Linked DNA regions of Mus musculus: regions 2, 3 and 4 are each linked to region 1. Evidence: chromatin loops called from intact Hi-C (ENCODE). Cell type or tissue: left cerebral cortex. All regions are shown on one strand. Each heading gives the region's core, and the rest is flanking DNA. Links, peaks and the distances in the headings are about the cores only. Region 1 holds the start of Dsel (dermatan sulfate epimerase-like). Region 2 has its middle 16 kb from the start of Gm22331. Region 3 has its middle 200 kb from the start of Dsel. Region 4 overlaps Gm32810 (predicted gene, 32810).

The links. A loop is a pair of places that touch in the nucleus more often than their neighbours do. Peaks named below come from ENCODE experiments on the same cell type or tissue, not always from the same donor. Only the 100,000 strongest peaks of a DNase experiment are listed, where the experiment ranks them.
Region 2: it touches region 1 in a loop (2.2-fold over the local background); 5 of 42 quality-filtered maps call a loop at or near these places.
Region 3: a loop joins it to region 1, with 10 times the contacts of the local background. A loop is called at or near these places in 4 of 42 quality-filtered maps.
Region 4: it touches region 1 in a loop (15-fold over the local background); 24 of 42 quality-filtered maps call a loop at or near these places.

What each region holds. Positions count from the first base shown.
Region 1 is chr1:111,861,646-111,867,510 of GRCm38, forward strand. Dsel (dermatan sulfate epimerase-like) reads right to left here and starts at 3,273. Exons shown (of 2, transcript NM_001081316.1): 1 at 2,450-3,273; 2 at 1-1,995. The coding sequence starts at 1,158. In left cerebral cortex, for the core only: CTCF peaks have their summits at 2,484 (motif pointing right) and 3,379; DNase peaks (open chromatin) are centred at 2,514, 2,799 and 3,311; H3K4me3 peaks cover 2,561 bases; H3K27ac peaks cover 795 bases.
Region 2 is chr1:112,448,638-112,454,502 of GRCm38, forward strand. No RefSeq gene overlaps it. Among named protein-coding and RNA genes, the nearest start is that of Gm22331, 16 kb to the right of the region's middle. In left cerebral cortex, for the core only: CTCF peaks have their summits at 3,219 (motif pointing left), 3,964 (motif pointing left) and 5,008 (motif pointing left); DNase peaks (open chromatin) are centred at 3,172 and 3,864.
Region 3 is chr1:111,657,916-111,663,780 of GRCm38, forward strand. No RefSeq gene overlaps it. Among named protein-coding and RNA genes, the nearest start is that of Dsel, 200 kb to the right of the region's middle. In left cerebral cortex, for the core only: a CTCF peak has its summit at 2,533 (motif pointing right); a DNase peak (open chromatin) is centred at 2,545.
Region 4 is chr1:112,377,397-112,383,261 of GRCm38, forward strand. Gm32810 (predicted gene, 32810) reads right to left here. Exons shown (of 5, transcript NR_157044.1): 5 at 1-4,085. Among named protein-coding and RNA genes, the nearest start is that of Gm32810, 37 kb to the right of the region's middle. In left cerebral cortex, for the core only: CTCF peaks have their summits at 633, 1,481 (motif pointing left) and 2,737 (motif pointing left); DNase peaks (open chromatin) are centred at 1,486, 2,730 and 3,955.

The sequences.
Region 1 (5,865 bases), core at 1-5,000:
CCAGATGTATTCAGTATGAAGAGTACTCCACCGCTGAGCAGTGGAAGGAACCATTGGTCCATCCTTAGGTCGATGCTTTCTAATTTGCTGAGCTAACCAATTTCCAGCTCCATTCTGTAAAATGAACTTATCCAAGAAAACTAGCTGGCTCTCTGGACCATAAAACCAATTATAATTGGAATCTGCTATGCCTACAGTTCTTTGATAGCCTGGCAAAAGTGTAGCATAATAAAACCAAAAATGCATTTTTAGCCAGTTATTATCAAAGTTGTTGATGTTAAAATGGCGTTGTGCCAAAAAAACATACTGTGTAACTGATTTTGAGGTATAGCTTCCATAGGCCACACCTTCATCCAATGAGCCATCTACAATATGCTTCAAGAGAAACATAGTCTTTTCCATCACATCAACAACAACTTGTTTCCATATGTTTGCTTTAGATCCTTTATCTACTCCAGTAACCAAGGCCCCTATGAGTAAAGCTATCATATTTGTAGCTTGATGGTTATGAAGAAGTTGTTTGCCCCATGATCGAATCTTGGAATATTCATACATTTCCTCAGTAACAATCCAAATTTTTTCTAGGTATTTTTGTTTACGCTGATTACCTAATAGATTATATAAAAAGTCAAAGGCAGTGGCAAAACCTGTTAAAGAATGGCCAACTGGAACCTCATCCCCTGGTGCATTCTCAACTAGCCAGTCTTTGTAGCTAACCATCCGATCCATGTATTCCATAACAAATTCAAAGGCAACCTTGTCTTCTGGGCATAATAAACAATACAATGCTAAAGGAGGAAGATTATTACCATAAATTTCATTCCACTTGGCAGCAAACTCAGCATGCTTGGGTGGAGGTAGGTAGTATGATGGATTGGACAGCATAATTGTCACTGCACTTTTGATAGCTCTAAAAATATGCAAATGGCTTGTACGAGACTTTTGTTTCAATGTTTGTATATCTCCAGCATCAAAATATAAATTTGGATGAAGTCTTCGGTTGAGTTTGAAATCTTGTATTTTCTGTGACTTAAGCCATTGTATATCGTCTGTGAAAACTGCCCATTCAGAATAATTGCTCACAGATTCTTCACAAGTAGAAAAACTACACATCATCAATGTTAAAAATAGTAAATGTTCTGTAAACATAAACGCCATGATCCATGGGGAAGATCTTTTCCTTAGGCATATGTGTTAAGCACAGTGTTTCCTATCTGGTTATTGTAAATTATATATTAAAGATGTAGCAAAAAAACAAAAACAAAAAACAGACTATACCTCATAGGCTGTGAAATCCAGGTGACATTCAGCTTATTCAAAGCAAGAAAAGTTAGGAAATTATATAGCATGTCTGTGTCCCTGGCACAGGTTTGCTTCCAATAAAATAAAATTTCAAGGAATATTAATGCCTCCAATGTCTCCAATGCACAGAAAACAGTGGTCTAGTCAGAAAATACAACAAATCCAACATTTACTCCCTGTGTGTAAATCTAATTAACATGTGAAAAAGAAAAAATTTTTTAAAATTCCAAAATTCAAATGAAGCCATTTGACCACGTAGCACAAGAAACCATCTGTAGTGATTAACTTACCACACATAAATGGTATGTTTCTGTATGTTCCCCAAAAGAAGATGATAAAGTACTGTCATTCTCAGAGTGTGCAGACTTCATTATTTTTTTCTCAGAGTCTGAAGCATAATGATTTCTCAATTGTTTTTTCTTCCATTTTGGGGAGGAAAATATTCTGAACAAATGTTCAAAGTCCTACATGGTTGATAAGGGACACTGAAATTTCTGCCTTCATTTCAAACGTCTTTTTAAAGCGTTTCCAAATATCCTTTTATCAAGTTTATCTGTACCTGTAAAAGAATGTAATTTCTTCAATGTCTAGATGCTCTTCTTCCAATCATGCCCACATCCACCAAGTGGGTAAGAAAATTCCACTTTCACAACACTGAAGTCTGTTTTTTGTTCATTTTCGTGTCACTCCTCTCTGGGAGAAAAACAAAACAAAGCAAATTTCTAAGACTGAAAGTGGAGATAAAGGGATGATTTATGTAGTTTTGTCATTTGACAGAAATGTGAGAATCAAAGTAACATATTTCCAGTCTAACTTTTTTCTAATGTTTTTTCCTTATATTTGCAAACATATTTAGATTCTAGTTAATATTGGCAGAGAAGAAACAACACAAGTTATATTTCAGTGTTTTGTTTTAGCTATTTAAACATGTTTCTATCCACAAGTAATCACCATAAAGATGAATACAATATTCTTGCTACTTTGGTTATAAAGGTAAAAGTCAAAATGACCCTTTTAAATTATGGCCCAAAGTTTAGCTTTTAAGGAATGAAAAAGTAGCTTCACAAGACAAGTCACTTTTTTTTTGGACAAATCACAAATGGCAGTTGGAAGGCAGAAAAAAGGCACTGTTGACTCAGATGCTCACCTGTGGCTGTCGTCAACATCCTCCCCACGAGCCGCCAGAGGGCGTTCACACCCAGGTTTAAGGAGCAGGCCTATCCTTTGCCCATCTTGGATTTGGAAGAAACTCACCAAGTTTCGATCTTAGACAAGTCTCCTCCTCTGTAGGAAACAAACACTTCTAGTAGTTCCTGACTTGACCCGCCTGTTGCATATTTTAATTCCTTTCTTCAGAACGCATCGTCCTTCTGCTCCAGTCCCCACTGTCTGACCTGTGGCTGCAACGTGGGGACTAGAGAGACCTCTAAATGGCCAAGTCGGCTTACCTCAGGCCGCCTGCAACAGGATCTTCAAGCGGAGCTGGGCCCCAACACAGGCGAAGGCTGCCAGTTCAAGCAATTGAGGATTTTTTGGAGGCGGGCCTACGGAAGCCAAGAGCTCCGCACGCCTCCGCCCGTGTGCTGCCAGGGACTGCACAGGCAGCGGCCGGGCTGGGTCTCCTCAGCTCGGGCGTCGTCTCCTCAGCGCCCCGACTCTTGGGGGGTGGCGGGGTGGGGGGCTTCCCTAGAGCGCGTGCTTTCCTCAGCGCCACAGTCTCCGCTGCTCCTCTGGGTGCGGAGTCTCCTCAGGGCCGGATCTCGGGGATGGAGACTCAGACACACCCGCCCTGGAGGAACGCCAGGCGCTGGCCGGCGCGGCTCTCTTGGCGGGAGGCCACCCGCGGGCGGCGGGTGATCTCCAGGCGCTGTCTTCAGCGCAGCGACGGTGACCTAAGGCCTGATGCTGCCTAGACCGGCGCTCCGCCGAGCTAGCTGGAGCCGCCTAGCCCACGGAGGGCGGAAAAAAGGCGACACGTACTGGAGGGCGGGGCGGGGTCTGATCCAGGGAGGCGTGTCCAGAGGCGGGGTCTTAGGAGCAAAACGCCCGCCTAGCGGCCGGCGGGCCTGGGCGGGGCGCCCCGCAGAAAGGCTGAGGCCAGGGAAAGGCCTGAGCCGCCCGCGCACTGCCAGTGGGCGGGGCCAGGCTTTAACTCTATGCAGCAGTGTTTCAGTCAGCTTGGCAACTGCTACTAAGACAACCCAGTTGGATTTCAGGGAAGTTTGGAAGTCCCTTTGTCTTTGCATCTGTCTAGGCTGGTGTTCTAACTTTTTGGATATTGAGAGAAAACATATGTTAAACATCTAAACGTGACAAGGAGTTGTGATTACAAATGATGAGAGAAACTCTTGGGGGATGGGATGAGTAATGACTGTGGCAGGAGAATATTCAGTTACCCTTAAGAGCTGAAAAAGGACTCTATAAGCACTTCTTTGAAATTCTGAGGCACACTTGCTGACATTGCTATCATAGACAAACAAACCCAAAATATCCAGATTAATATAGTAGGAACAACTTCAATAGCCAAATGTACTAGTCATCTCTACGGATTGAAAGTTTCTGCTAGATTGAAGCAAATATGGGACAAGCAATCAGTAGAAAACTGTTTACTGTGTTTACTTTCAAACCTGCACCACATAGGCATGTGAAATTTGAAGCTTGGAAATTCAGTCGCAGAATAGACTGAGATTTTGTTCACATTGTACTCACTCAGAGCACTTTCCACAGTCTTAGGTTACACTTGGACATAGGCCAACCTATAGTCTGCTCAATAACTTGGAGGTAGTAATACAAGGAGCTGTCATGGTTCACTGGTTTAAACTTCATCCCTAGATGTGGATTAGTTAAACTTCAGTTTTCTTCTAACCCCTATTATTTGCTAAAATGCACAGCTGTATTCTTAGGTGGGAAAAGCAGTTGTTTGAATGACAAGAATAATAAGAAAAGATAACTGATAAAGTTAACTTGAGAGCATGTAATTATAGACAAACTACTCTTATATTTGCCCTGGTTGGAACTGTGTCCCGGTCTAATAGCTAAAGTAAGTTTTCCTTTGGCCCCTCAATAATTGAAATATTCTATACCTTCCTCCCAGTGTCTGTCCAGTCATCCTACCGCCAAAACCCTTCCCAAGTAGCAACTGCAGTTTTCTCTGAATGGAATTTTCTTATCTTAGTCTCCATTCGTATCATTAAATTCCTCATCACTTTCCCAAAACAGTTTCAACAAAAGGATGTTTTTCTCTGCATGAGTCTCTAAGGTTTTCTATGGATTACTGTCTCACCTGGTTCACTACTTAACTCAACATGAAATCTATCTGCCTGTGGATAGTAAGTACCTTTGCATGAGCTGTGGCTGGGTTTGAAACTAGTTGATCTTTTGACAGTTTGGCTTTAGGGAACTTAATCACCTTTACTTAAAAGTCATTGGAAAGAAAATGTTTTCTTTGCAAACTTCTCATAAACATCTGAAGTGTTTTTCTCCCTGGCCCCAGATTGGAGAACACTCAGGACACCATTTCTCTTCTGGGTGAGTAAGGAATCCTGACCTCACTGAGATTAGGCTCCATTTTATACAGAGAAGACCCAAGAAATCAGTGTTCATAAAACAGGTGGTAGAAACATAGACTGTTTCTTAAAAGAAAATATGTGGAGAAGATAAATTCATCTTGTGTTTGCATGGTGCCCAGTAATGTGAGGAACACCAGTGTCAGGAATAATTAGCGCAAGAAGAACAGGTGTCAGAAAAGTTTTATAAATTTCATCCAATTATTGTACTTTCTAATTTATTGTTATTAGTATGACCATTTTTACTTGACTGTTAACAGAATCCTCAGGAGAGGGACTGAGGTCTTTTTATTTCTCACCAATATACATACCTGAAAATAAGCTGTGGGGATGCAAATAAGTCCTCCTCATGGTAGGATGAGGTATCTGGATAACTCATTTTGAACAGGAATCTTCTCAATGTTCTTACATATGAGTGTTTTGAAATAAAACAGATGAATGATCCAAATCACTGGCATAAAAGATGATAGGTAAATGGCACTATTAAAAATTAAGAGTCTTGTTTCCTGTGAATTAAAAATGGATAACTCCAATTATTCCTTCCACACATGAAGATGCTATAAAGTTAGTTAATTATAAATAATGCATTCAACCATAGAAGAGATGAGCTTTAGTCTATTTTATTGTATTTAAAAGCCTTTATGAGTGTGGCAAGAGACACATATACCAACAGCTGTTCAATTCAGAATGCTAGAACAGTATCTTATTTTAATGAAAATAAAGAACAGTATATATTTTTGCTCTGTGGATTCCTTTCTATATAAAAGGATCTTAAATCTGCATGAGATTTTATGCTGTGATAAGGAAATACTTATGAAAATCCATTTTCTTTATTTGTGTATCTTTCAACCAACTGTCACGTACTCTACTTAAAATAATAGAGACAGTATTTTCTAGACTGATGCCCTGCCATCATCCTGTTCTGAATTTGTTCTTTTTCATTTTGTTCTCCCTATGACTCTTCTTCTATTTGTTCCTTCATTCTTCCCTTCTTTTC
Region 2 (5,865 bases), core at 552-5,551, 590 kb after region 1:
ACTTTAGTTTCCTCCCTGTCCAAAGTCAAACTATCACTTAAAATTAAACATATCTATAATTCATAAAATAGCCAGAGCCATCCACCCCAACCTAAAGGACCAGGAAAATGACCTTCTTTTGCTTGCTTCAATTGTAATACTAAGTGAGGTCCCCAAGACCTGGTTGTTCCAGAGATGAGAGAGCATGAATGTAGACCCAAATGACATCATGTGACCTTGCCCCTAAGTTATTTCTGGATTGTAAATAAAAGTGCCTACAGTCAAAAGCTGGACAGAATTGAAATAGGCATTTCCCGGTGCTCCCAGCCTGGGGATGGAAGGAGACCATGAAAGAGGTAGATAGAATAAGGTAAATAGAAAAGAAGCCACCATGAAGTAAGAAGCTTCAAATAATGGCCTCTAAGAAGTTGCAAGTTTTCCAAATATCACACAACTGAAGAAGTTTCCTGCAGTTGGCAAAATCTCATCCCTGCTTATAGTAAGAGTCAAACCATATTCAATTGCTGTGGACAATCTGAAGCAGCTCCATATCCCTGGACACCCGGAATTAAAATGAAAACACACTTTTATAATATTTCTGTGTTTTTTTAAAAAAAGAATTCCAAATTCCAATATTCTCACTACAGAGAAATGCTGTAGTTAAATGAGTTTATAAACCAAACATACCTAAAAAATATTTACAGAACATTCCACCCAACCACAAAAGATTATACTTCCTTTTCTGCACCTCATGAAACTTTGTCTAAAATTGATCACATTGCAAACAAAGCAAGTCTTACCGCATACAAGAAAGTTGAAATAATTCCCTGAATCCCATCAGACCACTTTAGATTAAAGCAGGATACAGACAAAAACTTCCAAACTCACAGAAATTGAACAACTTTCTACTGAATGAAAAAATTAGTCAAGACATAAATTTAGAAAGAAGTCAATGACTTTCTAGGATCCAAAGAAAATGAATACATATGTCCAAGCTTATGGGACACAACGAAACAGTTCCCAGAGCAAAGTTTATAGCAGTAAAAGCCTAAAAGCAAGATTTTATACTAATAACGTAACAACACACCTGAAGACTGGAACCAAAAGAAGTTACACACAGAGTAGAGAATAAGAAATATTCAAATTGAGTGTTGAAATCAATAAAATACAAACAAACAAAGAAACAAACAAACGATACAATACAAATAATCAAGGAAGCAAAGAGAACCCTTATTGTCAGTCTTATTGGTTTTTATCCAAACAATCTCCCCCTTAAAACATGTCAGCCTGCCCCGAAACATACAGAAAAACAAAAACAAAAACAAAAAAAGTAAAGATAATAGGCACAGAAGGATCAGAAGATGCCAAAACATATCAATTTTAAGCTTCATTTGTTATTTTCATTTCATGATGCTTCAGAGTCCGAGGAGAAAGTTTCTCTTTCTTCAAGAAAGATATTTAAAATCCCATAAAATGGCTTTCATTTGAGGCAAATGCCTCTCTCCCTTTACCCCATATGGGATTATTAAATTCTCCCTAAAGCTGCCTTCAGAGCTCCTTTGAGGAAGCCTGAGGAACACAAACCTCTGATAAAGTATTTTGTACAAGAGCGCGTGCTTGCCTTTTCCTTATTTCCACTACAGGAGGGTGTGGGTATTTTTTTTTTTTTGCAACCTACTTTTAATAAGCATTCAACATCTCCTCTAGCCCACCACCCAGAAGAGATAGTGGAAGATAAATGTTACTAAGATATGGGGGAAGAGGACCTGTTCAGCATTAGTTGTTTGGGAGGGAGCTTGATCTTCTTTGGCAGCAGTTCAGTACAGTAGCAAACACCAAATACTACTCAGCAGGGGATTTCACAGGTGAGAAAAGCAGGGGCATAGTGGAAGTAGTGTGGCAGTGGCTGTGCAGACTCAGGAACTCCTGATCAAGCTTCAACAAAGCACCCTGGCTCTGATACACAGCAGGTTAGCCAGTTCACTGGAGACCTGCCTCTCCCACTGTCTGCCTTGCCCGGATACAAGAGAATGAGCAACAGTGACCAAGCTGAGCCAGCAGGGCAAAAGTACCCATGGAGGATCCACAGGCACAAACTCAGTCAACTTCATTAGAGCAAAAGGTCTAAAGTGTTTTCCTCCTTCAAGTCTGGGACCCCCAGCCTGTTTTCTTTCATTCCATGCCTTAACTTAGATGGTTTCTATTTCCCTTCATATTTTTTTTAGTTAGTTTCTTTCTTTTCTCTCTCTCTCTCTCTCTCTCTCTCTCTCTCTCTCTCCTAAGCAATTTGATATTTTTAACCTTATATTTGTTGTGGTTTATGGCATGCATACATGCACATTATTTTTTTTTTCTTAAGTGTGCCACACTTTAATAGGATACATTAGCTTAAGTCAATCTGTGATCTGGGGTTTTTCAAGGCAAGGGAATGTTTGGGGTACCTCATCTCAACTCCTATTGCTTGTGCCTCTAATTGTAAATACTTATTAATTTTCAAAGTTTTCTTTGTCAGTGTATATGTGTGTGCTTGTGCACATATGTGCCACAATTTTCAATTCTTAGTTTATACCATGGGTCCCAGGGATTGAACTCAGGTAATCACACTATCATACTAGTCCAGCAAGTTGTTTTACCTGCTGAGTGCCTTGCTGCTATTGCACAAGTCTCTCTCTCTCTCTGTGTAATTTTCATATATGTAAGTTTTTCATTGATATCCTTGAGGTTTTCATAAATATTATTATAATATCTGCAGATAAAAATGGGTTATCTGTGTCTTTATTTATTTATTTATTGGTTTTTTCGAGACAGGATTTCTCTGTATAGTCCTGGTTGTTCTGGAACTCACTTTGTAGACCAGCCTGGCCTCGAACTCAGAAATCCTCCTGCCTCTGCCTCCCAAGTGCTAGGATTAAAGGTGTGTGCCACCAACGCCCAGCACCTTTTTTATTCTTATACTTCTATATTAATAAGTATCAACAAAAGCCTCCAATTGTATTGTGTGATAGAATATGGCCCAATGTCAACTTTTATTTCCTACTTGTGACAGAACTTAAAATATCACATTTCTCCATTCTGACCACAGCAGTATGCTGTCTATAAGTGTGATTTCCACTTAGGAGGGTTCAGTAGTCATGCACAAAAAATAGGGAAACAGCAGAGTGGTGTTGTTGCGACTTCTTCTGACCAAAGCTAGTGATGAAGCAATGAGGATATAGAAACCAAGTATGGAGTGCCACCTTGTGGAAGTAAGAAGTCAGTACATCTGACTTCAAGTCCAAGAGCTGGAGGAGACCCGAATCACCCTCATCTTAAGCACTCCTCTCTCAAAATAAACACAGCCTCAGTTTTAAATCCAAAGGACTTTCAGACTCATGAAAATGCTAGGCAACCCAGGGCACTGAACACTATTAGACAATTCAGGCCAGTGCCTGCTCTCTAGTCCAATGGAATAAAGCCTCAAAATATCCAGCTAAAAGTTCTTAATGTATAAGTCATGTCACATGTTATGAATCATCTAAGCTAATAGCATATTTTATAAAATGCCCAGGTAGGCAATTGTTTGTGGTTGTAGGACCTGAAGAAGAAAATACCTGTCAGGGTGGTGGTCAACTGTTAGTACAAGAGCTGAAACAGGAAAGCAGAAACAGGTAGATATCAGGGAGTAGAACTTCCTAGTTTACATACACAGTTCCTGACTAAATACAAACAGAAACAAAGCTTCGATTATCATATACAGTTTTCAGTAACTGACACCCAAAATGAACATGTCATTGCAGATGTGTGTCCCTTCTGAGTACATAGTGTAAGATCAAACTTTATCATGCCAAGAGAACATTCATGAGAAAATAAGGTGGAGACACAAGGCAGATTAGAACAGAAGTAATGGCTCTGCATTAAGAGTCCTGGCAGCTGTTCCAGAGTTCAATTCCCAGCAAACACATGGTTTCTCACAATCATCTGTGGTGTGATCTGGCACCCTCTTCTGGCCTGCAGGCATGTATGCAGGCAGAATGCTGTATATATAAAAGGGAAATATAAAAAATAAAAAATTCTAGGCCTTAGGCCCAGGCTTGAGAATGTGACCTTTGTGACTCAATGCCCCAAGGCATGCTAATCATAAAACAGATAGTGACACCCATCTGCTTCCTGGGTTCAGGGAGTGTTCATTCAAAGAAAGTCACCCTGACCCACCCTGACCATTGCTGGAACCCGCTATGCAAATGTGCTATTGTTAGAGGCTCAAAGAAACTATCTTGAGAAATAACCCACACAATTACCAGGTATTATCTTTCCACTTCCTCGTGACTCTTAATGGTATTTTTGGTATTTTCCAACAACGCCCTTCCCACCCCCTTGGGTTGTGTTTTTTTTTTCCTTTAAATACCCCCTCTCTCAGCTATTTGGGGTGCCATGGTCTTCTACCCCTGCATGGTGTATGACTGTGGGCCAGAGAATGCTCTTGAAATAAAAGTCCTCTTTCAATTTGCATCAAGACCTTTCTCATGAGTGATTTGGTATGTCGCCTCTCTTGAGTCAGAATGTGGGGGAGTCCTCACATTGTGGGTCTTTCATATACATAATAAATCTTAAAAAAATAAAAATAAGTAGGTTTGGAAAGCTACATGTATTTTATTCAGAAAGTACAGCTACATCTACTGTTATCCTGCATAGATATCCAGGGTCCCACAGTGTCCTTATATTTATTATAGTCTATCACTTCAATATATGTATGTGACTAGTGTCACTTATGAAATAACTTCAACTAAGTTATGTGTGTACCATTGTCATTCAATCCTAGAAAGAATAACAGGTGTAAGGAATTTATAAAGATTTTTAGTCAGTATATAGCCTTTGGAAAGAAGTGTTCTTTCTCTTCCTTATTTTGTTTTTTGTTTGTTTGTTTGTTTGTTTTTAAGATAGGATCTTTTGGGAGTTGGAGAGTTGGCTCAGTGGTTAGGAGCAATGACTGCTCTTTCAGAGGTCCTGAAATTTCCAGCAACCACATGGTGGCTCACAGTCACCTGTACCGGGATCTGATGCCCCCTTCTGGTATGTCTGAAGATATCTACAGTGCACTCACATAAATAAAAAATAAATCTTTAAAGATAAAAGCAGGACCTCTCAGTGTAACCTGCCAGATGTGAATGTCATGGACTTGCTGTGTGGACCAAGCTGACCTTGAGCCTTCAGGCATCCATCTACTTTCTTATTCTAGGTATTGAAGTCAGTGTTCTGCATCACTATGCTCACCCAGGAAGAGTGAAGAGTCTTCTTATAGTTGTAGTGAGCAACTTTGCTTATCATTTCCCATCAGTCAATTCTTTCTATGTAAATGAGAACATTCTGTAGTATCTGGCTGCAGGTGACTCTGATTGGCTGTGCGATTCTGGCTTTTTTTTTTTCTCTAGTGAATAAAGAAGAATTTCTATGTCTCTGAGTGTTTTGCCTGTTGTATGGGTGGGTAGATCATCAATACTATGTGAGTGTGTGTCCAAGTGTGTGTGTGTGTGTGTGTGTGTGTGTGTGTGTGTGTGAGTGTTTCTATGGCCAAGCTAGAATCAACCCCAGATTTCTATTTCAGCGATCTTTACTTACTTTTGTGCCTGGGTTTGCATAGGCACTAGGCCACCACACCTCCTGAAAACAAAACAAAATCAACCAACAACCCAACCAAAAAATTTAAAGTGATTGATTCACCTGTTGTTTAAAAGTAATAGACAGCCGAGTGTGGTGGCGCATGCCTTTAATCCCAGCAGTCGGGAGGCAGAGGCAGGCAGATTTTTGAGTTCGAGGCCAGCCTGGTCTACAAAGTGAGTTCCAGGACAGCCAGGGCTATACAGAGAAACCCTGTCTTAAAAAACAAAATACAAAACCCAACCAAACAAA
Region 3 (5,865 bases), core at 381-5,380, 200 kb before region 1:
AAGAAGTGGGAGTGGGTGGTAGGGGAGTTGGGAGGGAGGGTATGGGGGACTTTTGGGATAGCATTGGAAATGTAAATGAAGAATATACCTAATTATAAAATGAAAAATAATAATTAATTAATTAATTATGGGTCCTGCTATTGTTTCAAAAAATGCTGGTGTAATTTTATCTTATTCCAAATATTTCTTGAGATTTAGTAATAGGATAAGCTACGATTTCCCAGAAATGAGCTTAGAAACATGAAGAAAATAATTGCCTTAGTCAGGGTTTCTATTCCTGCACAAACATCATGGCCAAGAAGCAAGTTGGGGAGGAAAGGGTTTATTCGGCTTACACTTCCATACTGCTGTTCATCACCAAGGAAGTCAGGACTGGAACTCAAGCAGGTCAGGAAGTAGGAACTGATGCAGAGGCCACGGAGGAATGTTCTTTACTGGCTTGCCTAGCCTGCTTTCTTATAGAACCAAGACTACCAGCCCTGAGATGGTCCCACCCACAAGCGGCCTTTCCCTCTTGATCACTAATTGAGAAAATGCCTTACAGTTGGATCTCATGGAGGCATTTCCTCAACTGAAGCTCCTTTCTCTGTGATAACTCCAGCTGTGTCAAGTTGACACAAAACTAGCCAGTACAATAATCATCCTGGTTTGCACAATAATTGAACTTATATTTTATCAATGATATTATTCAGAATTTTTTAAATTTTAATGTTTCAGGTTTTCTTACTTTATTTTAAAAACTGGTTAAAAATATCAAGAATTTACTTGGGCAAAGAGATTGAATTTCCCTGTAAATTAGATGGAAAATAAATATGCGTTTATTTTCCCCCCTTTAATGACCAGATATGAAAAAGAACTCTAACCATGCCTACTGCCTTTGATTTATTTTTTAAGGTAGCTCATGACAACAAAAAATAATTACTTCATCATCATTGGCAAATCTTACAAGTTGATAATCTGGCATTAATGTGTGAGATTGTGATATCAATGTCTACAGATGCGTCCCGTTTGTGGCTGACTCACTAACTGCCCTGTTTACTCCAATTGTCTTCTGTGCATTCTCATCAGTGGAGGACATCTTCCAGTTTTCACCAGTGCTTTCTGTACTAGGATTTTTACATGTGTTTTAATTGAGTATGTAACAACTGTGTTTCTTTTTCTCTTGTTCCAAACCTCAGCTGACAGCTACTATCTTCCCTAAGTATCCTGACAATATGGAAGCTCTTTGTTCTGCTTAGTCCTTGCTACAGGATTTCAATCACCATATAATATTTCAGCTATTTTTTCTCAGTTGGACTGAATTAATTATTCTTTATTTTAATGGAAGATATTGATTTCTTCATATCCTGCATTTTACAGTTAACTCACAGAGGGGCAGAGGGACTGGTACAGCTGTTACCCAACAAAAGAAGGTAAGTAGCCTTTTTTGTGAACTTGGCATTTTATTGTATCACTAAGGCATTAACTATGAACCATCACAGATCATGTAAATCAAGCTGTCTGGCTTGTTACAGTGAGAATAAGTTCCTAAACCTCTAATGCCCCTTTAACAACCCCCTTCAAACTGCCCTAATCTAGGGAAAACATTGGATCAAGTTGAAATTTGGGCTATGCCTGTAACCTGCAGAAGTGTTAGCAATAAAAGGAAGCATCAAAACTCTGGGATACACACTACAAGAGCAAATTACTTGAATTCTCTCAAAGACAACAGCGCAAAAACATTGATATGATAATCAGTTTCAAACAAAATCATAAAAGACAATGTAAAAGTCAGTGTCTTTTGCTCTCAGCAGAGGATGTGGTATTTATTCTCTAAACAACCCAAGGTTTATATGAGTGGAATTATTCATGAGTGCATACTTAAAAAGCAACTTGAATGCATGGCCTTAAGAATACATAGTCCATTTAGGAATGCACCATCACTAAGAACATGAGTACAGTCATTATAGGAATCATTTGGTAATTAAAAAGCGATCTACCAAACTATAGGACAGTAATCACACTGCTAATTATATGACCCAAAATAAATAAAATTAATATTTGGAGATATATTTGGCGTTTGATGACCACTTATTTATTACACACTCACAACAGTCAAGATGCTGTGTGAGAGAATATGTGATACATTATACATTGGGAAGATATCAGGTAATAAATGAAGTCTTGTCTGTGTGATAATATGGGTGATCCTAGATAAATAAAATAATTCAGGCAAATAAAAAATAATAGTTTTGATTTAATAAATGTTCAGGTATTACTCTGCACATTTATAATAAAAAATGTTGATCTATAAGACAGAGTGATAATAATTACAAGAGAAAGGAGTCCAGTTTGGAATGTAGAAATGAAGAGCTCCTGAGTGTGTACAGAGTTATGCATTAGGACCATGGACCATTGGTACATTACATAGTGATTGTACTTAAGAATACGTTGCATGTACCAAGTGGTGTAAGGGAGATCCTTGCATCTTTTTCCTGCAGAAAATTAATAAATGATTTTGAAGTTTTCACATTAGTCAGGAATGGACTGCAATTCTGACTATGTCCACTAGATAGCAGCATTTCAGTAGTAATCAGCCATCTGCAGGAAAGCCCCAACATATCCACAGAATTCATTTCACCCCACATAAGAAAGAAAAGAAGAGAAAGAAAAGGAAAGAAAACACAAAAGAAAAAAGCTAATTATTAGCGACAAGAAGGAATCTAAATGTAGCCCTTACAGTAAGTTTTACATTTGTCTAATTTCTATTTAATTCCTCTCATCTTTAGCAAATAAACAGATAATAAACATAATTCAAAGGTTGAAATTTCCGTTATTTTAAATCTATCACTACATTGAATTTTTTCGATAATGAATCTAGAAAAGAAAAATTGATATAATTATGCTTCTATAAATGTTTGTTTTAAATATGTATTTAGGATTTCAAAACACATTTCTATATTTTCCCTTTAATTCTCTCTCTCTCTCTTTTTCTCTTATTAGAAAGTAAAAGAGAACAAAGAAACAAAACCCACCTCCTCAGCTAAGTGGTGAGAACAAACCTAACTCTAGAATTCAAACTTAGAAGGATCTACTTTTTAAACTGTTTTACATTATAAAAAACGCTCTCAATCACTGGTCTACCAACCAGGCAGCATACACCAGCTGATATGAGGTCCTCAACACATATACAGCAGATACATACATATACCTGGTCTGGGTTCAGTCAGAGAAGATGCACCCAACCCTCAAGAGAATGGAGGCTCCAGGGAGTTTAAAGGTCTGTTTGGGGGGGGGGGGTAGGTGGGGACTTCCTTGTGGAGACAGGGGGATGGGAAAGAGGTATGGGATGTGGAATAGTCAGAGGGTGAACCAGGGTGAGGGAAATAAAATATGGAGTGAAAATAAATAAATAAATGAATAAATAAATAAATAAATAAATAAATGATTAAAAAACATTCTGAAGCTGGGTGTGGTGGCCCACGCCTTTAATCCCAGCACTTGGGAGGCAGAGGCAGGCGGATTTCTGAGTTTGAAGCCAGTCTGGTCTACAGAGTGAGTTCCAGGACAGCCAGGGTTATACAGAGAAACCCTGTAGCGAAAAACCAAAAACCAAAAAACCAAAATAAACAAAAAATGGAAAAAAAAAACATTCTGAAATAAAGAGAAAAGGAGGAGAGACTAAGAATAAAGAAATAATAATATGTAGCTTATCAACTCCTTTCAATGCTGAATTCGCTGAAGTTTCTTTTCCTATCTAGACTTAACAATGAAGACAAACCCCATCAGAACTCATGCATTTTTTACATGCAATTTTCCTGAAGCTACTTCCTGTTCAGGCATGCATATTAATATAGTTTTATGATAGTGTCAAGTTTCTCTATGACTGTACAATTGACATTAATTTACAAAACAATTTATAAATTTTGTTTATTTATTTATATTATTACAACACATCAATCTCATTATAGATAATATTTAATATCTTTTGAGGTCTGGGATGTTCAAGAACACATCTGGAAAGGTGGGTATACTGCATTAATACATAGAACAAAACCACCGCAGACATGAAAACTAATAAATCATCTAAACAAATTTTAGGGAATAAAGGATCCATATAAACTCAGACTGGATCTCAGTTGGAAAAGGACTTGCTTACCTACAATACTAGAAATCTAAGGTCTTAGGACCACCAATTCACAAACAGGATATGGGGGCACACGCCTGTGCTTCCAGTAGTTACATGGCAAAGTTAAGTCCTCTGCAGTTATATCAGGAGCCCAAGGGCCAATCTGAGCTGAATGAGATCCTGTTTCAAAAGTCAAAATAATAATAATAATTTTACCATTGTAGAAACATTTAAAGCCTTCTTCTTAATGATTGTTTTATGTGATTTTAATTTTGAGAAATACTGAAAATCATGGGAATGTTTATTATTGAACATACATAAATACTTGCATATTTGTTATAGTATTTGAAAAAAAAATGCTAGGTCAACTTGTCTCAAGCATTCATAGGCAATCGTCTCTTATGTTTGACTCAGGAATAAGCTGACTATTTTCTCTTGAAAATGAGAGACGATTTGAGTCAGTAGCACCATGCAGTAGTTATTAAGAAAGTAATTTTGTTGCAGCCAAAGTTCCCCCTTTGCAACTCAAGCAAATTAGAGTTCAAGCCCAATATATACATTAGGCATTTTGGACTTGAACTGTGTAAATCTAAAAAAGACATTTTGAAGTCTTAAACTCTAGTAACTATGATCTTGTTTGAAAACAATAACTTTAATAGAATAATCAAGTTCAAAGATTGATAGTGAGACTCATTTCTCCATAACTCATTTTCTTATAAAATGAGAAATGTGGTCATGGAAACAGACACATCCAGAGGTAAGATGACATCAGGAAACATAGAAGGAAGGTCATTTTTATCAAAGAGTTGGAAAGATGTCTAAGGACATCAAGACCAGACTGCCTAAACAGCTGGGAAGAAGGGATACAGTCCCAGTGCATGTTTTAAAATGATCAAGGTTTTGCAAGCTCTAAGATTTTGTGCTTGTAGTTTCCAAACTGTGAGAAAATTATTATTAGCTGGTCTAAGCCAATACATTTATGACATTTCTTATGCAAAATAATAAACTCCATAACCTGTAGGTTTCTAGATTCTGGTATCTATATACCACAATCCCTTCTTATACTAACTCTCAGTAATCAGTATGTAAAGTTCCAAACTAGCTGCTGTAAAATAGGAAGAGTATGTGTGTTTGATGTAGTCAATGAGCATAACATGTATGAACAGAGGAATGGAGGCGTAGGTCTGCAGAGAAGGATTGATGAGGTTTTGGGCAGACCCCTAAACAGAAGAAGAGAAGCCCAGGATGTTTTTCCTCTCTGAAAACACCAGTGTTTCCACAATCTCCAGGCAGACGTTAAACTTTCAGAACTTTAGAATACAATACATCCTATACTAAATCTCTGATTTTTAAGTATTTATCAAGGCATCCAAAAAATGAGCACATTAAACATATTTACTCTAGCACATGGAAAATACAGAAACCTGTTTCACACACAAAGGTTCACAAACACACAAAACAGGTATGCATATGTGTATTTAGTTAGGGTTTTACTGTTATGAACAGACACCATGACGAAGGCAAGTCTTATAAAAACAACATTTAATTGGGGCTGGCTTACAGGTTCAGATGTTCAGTCCATTACCATCAAAGTGGGAGCATGGCAGCATCCAGGCAGGTGTGGTACAGGCAGAGCTGAAAGTTCTACATCTTCATCCAAAGGTTGCTAGTGGAAGACTGACTTCCAGGCACCTAGGTTGAGAGTATTAAGCCCACACCCACAGTGACACACCTACTCCTACCAGGTCATACCTATT
Region 4 (5,865 bases), core at 291-5,290, 520 kb after region 1:
TACATAGCATATAGTCTGCAGGGTATTGATATGTCATTCACATGACTCTTTGTTAAAAACAATGCTAAATAAAAGAAGCCAGACACAAAGGATTACAATGTATATGTCATCCAGTAGGGCCTGGACATAGATATGTTAAAATATTTATGTAAAATACCTCTCCAATCTCTGACAAACCTAGATATGATACACTGCTCAGTCTAGTGTACACTCCCAGATCTCAGCTACATGAGGCATCTCTGGAAAATGTCTCATAATAGATGTCAAATTTCCATCTCTACAATCCTATATAATCCCCTCTTCATTGCCTTTTCCTTTTCCAAATTTGAATATAGTCCACTGATGTTATGCTTAGAGTGTAACACTATTCTCCTACAGCTATTAGTCATTTTTTGACACGTGTTGCTAAATTTTTTCTGTAGAATAAGGTTCAGGTCATGTACCAAATCCATGTCCCAGTTTTTCTCCTGCATCAACTGGCAATGTTGAAATTCTGACATGAAATCTATGAGAACACCTGGTCATCTTCACCATACTTTGGTCTTTGGTGGAGACACCTTACTTTCTGTCCAGGTCAGTCCTCACAGCAGAGAAATTGGCTTGAGATGTATTAACCTCTTCTGGATGATTTTGGTACTGCAAGGGGATCTTTCACGCACTTCTGGATGCTTTGTGTATTGCATAGCATCTATAATCTTATTCTGGAGTCTGCGTATTACATGTGGATTTACATGGGGATCCAAAGGATCTCTTTGGAGATGTTTGGCATTGGAAGGGGATCAATAGCCACCTTCTAAGTATTTTGAGTACCAAAAGGTATTCTATCCCACTCTCTGGAAAAGGCACCTTGACTTCAGGTAAACTTGGGTGAGGTACTTAGCAAGAAGGCAAAGAGCTATCCTGTGTGACATCAACAGTCCCTTCCTAACATGTTGTATTATAACCTGGAGTTCCCTGGCATTGTCTGTGATGTTATTAATGTTGAGTTGACTCCAACTGCTCTTGGAGCATTCATTCAGTACCTTTACGGTTCACCTATAGACATGTTTGCAAAACTGAGCAGGCTTCTTGGAAGAGAGGACAGTGAACATACAGAGACCAGTAAGGGGTAGAAACAAGATGGCCTTTGGTCTTAGTTTAAAAGAACTCTAAAATTAATGGTCCTGGGGAATTCACAGTGAGTCCAGGAAATGAAATAGGGAGCTTGAGCTGCATCTTCCAGCAACGGGATTCAGGCGCTTGGAACTTCTGGGAAGCAGGTTGTTTGGCAGAGTGGCAGGAATTGTCAAGGCTACAGCTGCTGTGCTAGGAGCTCCTTAATTTCACTCTGACTCTCAGAAGAGGGTTTCAAGAGGCAGACTCCTCCTCTTTGTTCCTAGGGCTACATCACACGCTGAACATTGAGCTTAAGATGCTCTCTGGATGCTTTTGATACTGCATGGGAATCTGCCTTATTCCATCTTGTGGATACTTTGGGTACTGAGGATCTAGCACCCTCTTCTGGATGCTTTTCATATTGCATGGGAGGACTTTCATCGTTTTCTTCCTGCTTTGAGTACAGGAAATAAATCTAACCCATTCTTCTAGTCACTGAAGTTACTCCATGAAACAGGCCTCAAGGATCAAGTGGATTCAGGCTATATCCTGGACTACCCCCATGCAGTGGCTGCCACATTCTGCCTCCTATATACTCGGACCTTCTGGTGCTTATTAAACTTAGTATTCTGACCCCAGCACAGCACAGAAGATTTCCCTGGTAAGGGATCCAGGGCTTCAAGAACTCCCTCATGGGCCTGAAAGGAAAGACTACCCCTCTAAAAAGTTCCCAGGAAGTCTGTGCCACAGGTCCTGGCCCACCTGAAACCTGTTACCACCTTATTTATATCTTCAGAACACAGATTCGCAGTCATGGGTTCTTATTGCCATGCATATGCTCAGAGTAAATACTTCAAGGAAGGAGACTCAATTTCAGGATGGCAATATAAACTGGCATGGAATTTCAATGTGCAACATGGAATAAAAGCACTGCTGCTTAAAGTGGGGCTCCCTGCTCATGGCGCGGGCATCACCTCAAAACAGGCCCCACTATAGACTTCAGTACCCACACACATGCACATGCACACATACAATTGGTCCTCTGTGAACAGTCCTTGTTTGTATGTTTTTGCTGAACTGCATCCTTAGCAGATTCCATTAAATTCCTTGGATGTCTGATTGCAAAAACCAGGGGAAGAAACTCCCCATGAACATACACCAAGGTCTCAGACATTCAGGTACATCCTGTGTCTTGGACACAGGAAATCACAGCCTGGTGATGCTAAGCCCTAGGGACTCTAGGACCTACTTGCATCACATCAGCTATTAGCTGAAATTGTACTCCAAGCACAGCATGGCTGGGCTAAGTTAAGCAATTCCAGATCCAGTAGGAATGCAGTATGGCCTGAAACATGTGTCTAGCCACAGTGGTTGGGAATGGGATCCCAGCTTGAGGAGAGCTGTCCTGCTTTTAGGGGCACCAGTAGATCACTATTTGGAACTCAGCATGGTCTCTCCTGTCCCTATACCACTCAACCATACAAGGTCACTTGTGATTATGTACCTAAAGATACTACTGGAATGTACTACGTGGTAAGGTATTGTCCTGTTCTGGATGATTTGAGTACAGCATTATGCTCTGTCGCCCTCTTCTAGTTTCTCTTGGTAATGCAATAGACTCTCTTTTTCTTTGATGCTTTACACACTGCATGTGGCTTTTTCTCCCTCTTCTGGGTGCTTTGGATACTGCATGGGGATGTATCCATGTCTTCTGTGTGGTTTGAGATCTATCACCTCTTTTAGATGTCTTGGAGACTATATTGGCATATATTGGCATTTTCTGGAGTCCTTGGGTGAGACATGTGACTATATAGACCTCTTCTACATGCTTTCTGTATAGCAAGAGATCAATGTCCCTCTTTTGCCCACTGCCAGTACTGCCTGGGAAGCTATAGACCTCATTTGGATGGATAAGTCACTGCATGGGAATCTGTCACCCACTTCTGAAGTTTTGGCGTACTTTCTATGTATTTTGTGTATTGCAAAGGCAACTATCATCCTCTTTTAGAAATACATATAACACCTGGCATTACCCACTACCCCTACTATCAGGCCTCAGGTCCAAAGGACAGGCCTTGGAAGGAAAAAGTCCAGAGATCTGGAGAACATTTGTCCTAGGCTGACCATGGGATAGCTTCTTATTAAAGTCATTGTAAGGAATAGCAGAAAGCTAATGTAGGTCCTTAATAAAGCTATGTGCTGCAAAAAAACCCTTGCCTTTCCTTATCATATTCTCTTAGTGCATATTGTACTTAAAGATAAGACTGATTTAGTAGACCAACTCCTGTTGGGTGATCACCTGACTCATCCAGGACTCAGGCACATGGGAGGTACCAATTCTGTCTTCTTTGTCTTTGGACCATAGTGAGGTTCTAGTCTGTATGCCTCTTAGCAAGCAGCATGCCTTGTGGACTTGGGAGTTCTGCCTCTTAGACTTAATTTTTCTAAGTGTGAAAAACTGTGAGCCCCTTCTAGGATTGTCCTGCAGTCTCAGGAGCCTTTAAATGGAAAAACGTTTTATACGCTGAGGGGATGTTAGGCATCCCAGGGACTCTGGGGCTCTGGCAGGGACTTTACAGAACTGGTTGCTATGGGACCCATGGAAGGAATGTGATTCTGAATGTGGGCAATCTTTCCTCCTTCAGGTGATGTTTGCACTCTGCCTGCTGATGTTATGGCACTGCCATGGACAGTTAAGCCAAGGTGGGAGCCACGTCTAGTACTTGGAGGTCCAGAAATCCTTTTGCTATTGTCCTTTTGGTATCAGAATTTTCAGTAGTAGGATGAATCTTTTAGAAGTTGGCTTTTCTCTGGACTTGGCCTGCTTCTTGGAGATGCTGGCGCATGGCTACTGTTGGCTCTAGTCTGATGCTGTCTGGGAACCATGAACTTTTCAAGGTTGGCAGTAGTACATGGAAGTACAGGTGGCAGATGGAAGCTGGCTGAGGCTCACAATTCTTTGTTGGTGATTCAGCACCCTCCACAGCCATCTATGGAAAGAAAGCAGAAGGCAATGTGAATGCATTGAGATGAGAGAACAGAAACCTACAAGAGGAGCAGATATGCTGCAAGAGTCCTATGAGGAGGTGAGGAGACTGTGAGGAGTCCCATGAGAAGATCTGTGACCTCTCAGCAAAGAAGTATCAAGTAAGCTGAGAGAGTGGAAGCAGGCTTTCCACCTATGTAAACACACACACACACACACACACACACACAAATCCAGCCACCAACCTAAATTCCCATCCAACTCTTCATTCTTGTCATCATTAACAAGTCTTTCTTTGAAGTTAGTTTTTTGAAAGAAACTGGATGATTAGCAAGCAAACCCTCCTGCTATACTAGAAGCTTCAGTCCATTGATGAGATCGGTCGGTCCCATATCACCTACATGTCATTATGGTCCATAAGGTGCTATATAGATATTATAGAGTAACATACAAGTTTTAATGAAGGAGGTCAGGGGCCAGTGAGTCATTTGCTGTTCAGGGGTTGAGTTCACAAGTGGGAGGCATCTTGCAAGGAGGAGAGCCCTTGCCAAATATAAAAAGAGTGAAGATTCCCCCTCATATTTTACAGTACTGCACTTCAGACAAGCTCTAGAGGTAACTTCAATAGTCTACTGACTGACCTGGGTGTCGCTTTCATATCTTATACAATGCTATCTGTTTAAAAGTTCCTAGGGAAGGTTTTGTGAGGAGACTATGCTGGGTCAACTGGGAGTTAGCTAGAGGCTTTTTTAGGAGTCCTTCTTGAAGGCTTCTTCTTGTGTGGTCCAGTTTTGCTGTGCAGAGATTGTAACTTACCATTAGGATCAGAGAGTGTCAGGATAAAAAAAAATCCTGGAAGGGAAAATAATGTGCAAGCTAGGGCAGCAAAATATGGATGAGTCTAAGAACCTCGTAGTCGTAGACAGTTCAGTGGCCCAACACCTCCTCCTGCAGCAGAAAAATTACTGCAACATGCCAGAATTCTCTCTGGCCTTTCTAGGTAATGGATGTCTGTATGTGGATGTGAGTGTGAGTGTGAGTGTGAGTGTGTGTGTGTGTGTGTGTGTGTGTCTGTCTGTCTGTCTGTCTGTCTGTCTGTCTGTGTTTTGTGCTTGTATTTGTGGTGTTCTTATGTTTTCGTGTGGGTGTATCGATATGGGTGTTTATATACATATGAATATACGTGTGTGTGTGCATGTGTATGTGTGTGTATACACATGTGAGTGCATGCCTAGCCATGTGTATAGATAGGTCTTTGTTTGTACAATATTGTCTGTGTATATAAGTGCACATGCATGCACATACATGCATATATCCAGGTATGGGTGAGCATCTGTGTACCCATGTTGAGCAAATTGTATATGTGGGTACCTGTGTGGTGTTTTGTGGGTGTGGCTGCTTCCCTGTGGGAATGTATATATGTTTGTCTCTGTGTCTCTGTGTGTATTTCTGTCTGTGTGTGCACATGCATGTGTGTGTATGAACATCTATGTGTTCACTTTCTCATGGAAGGAGAATCTTTAACAATTATGGTAGCCAACTTAAATGAGAAAGTACTATGCCCACTCAAGTTAGTACCACTCTGTATCCACTGAACATTGCATGAAAGTTCACTCTCTTTTTGCACATTCACACAGGACCCTAGAATAAAAGGACAAAACAACTGTAATTGCAAACTCAAAAGTTTTCAAGTGGTTGTAGAGCCTATAAAATATTTATCTACAATAAAATCATTTGGAGGAAACAAAAGGAATAGGTGCTTGGGGGGGGCAGAAACACTAGCT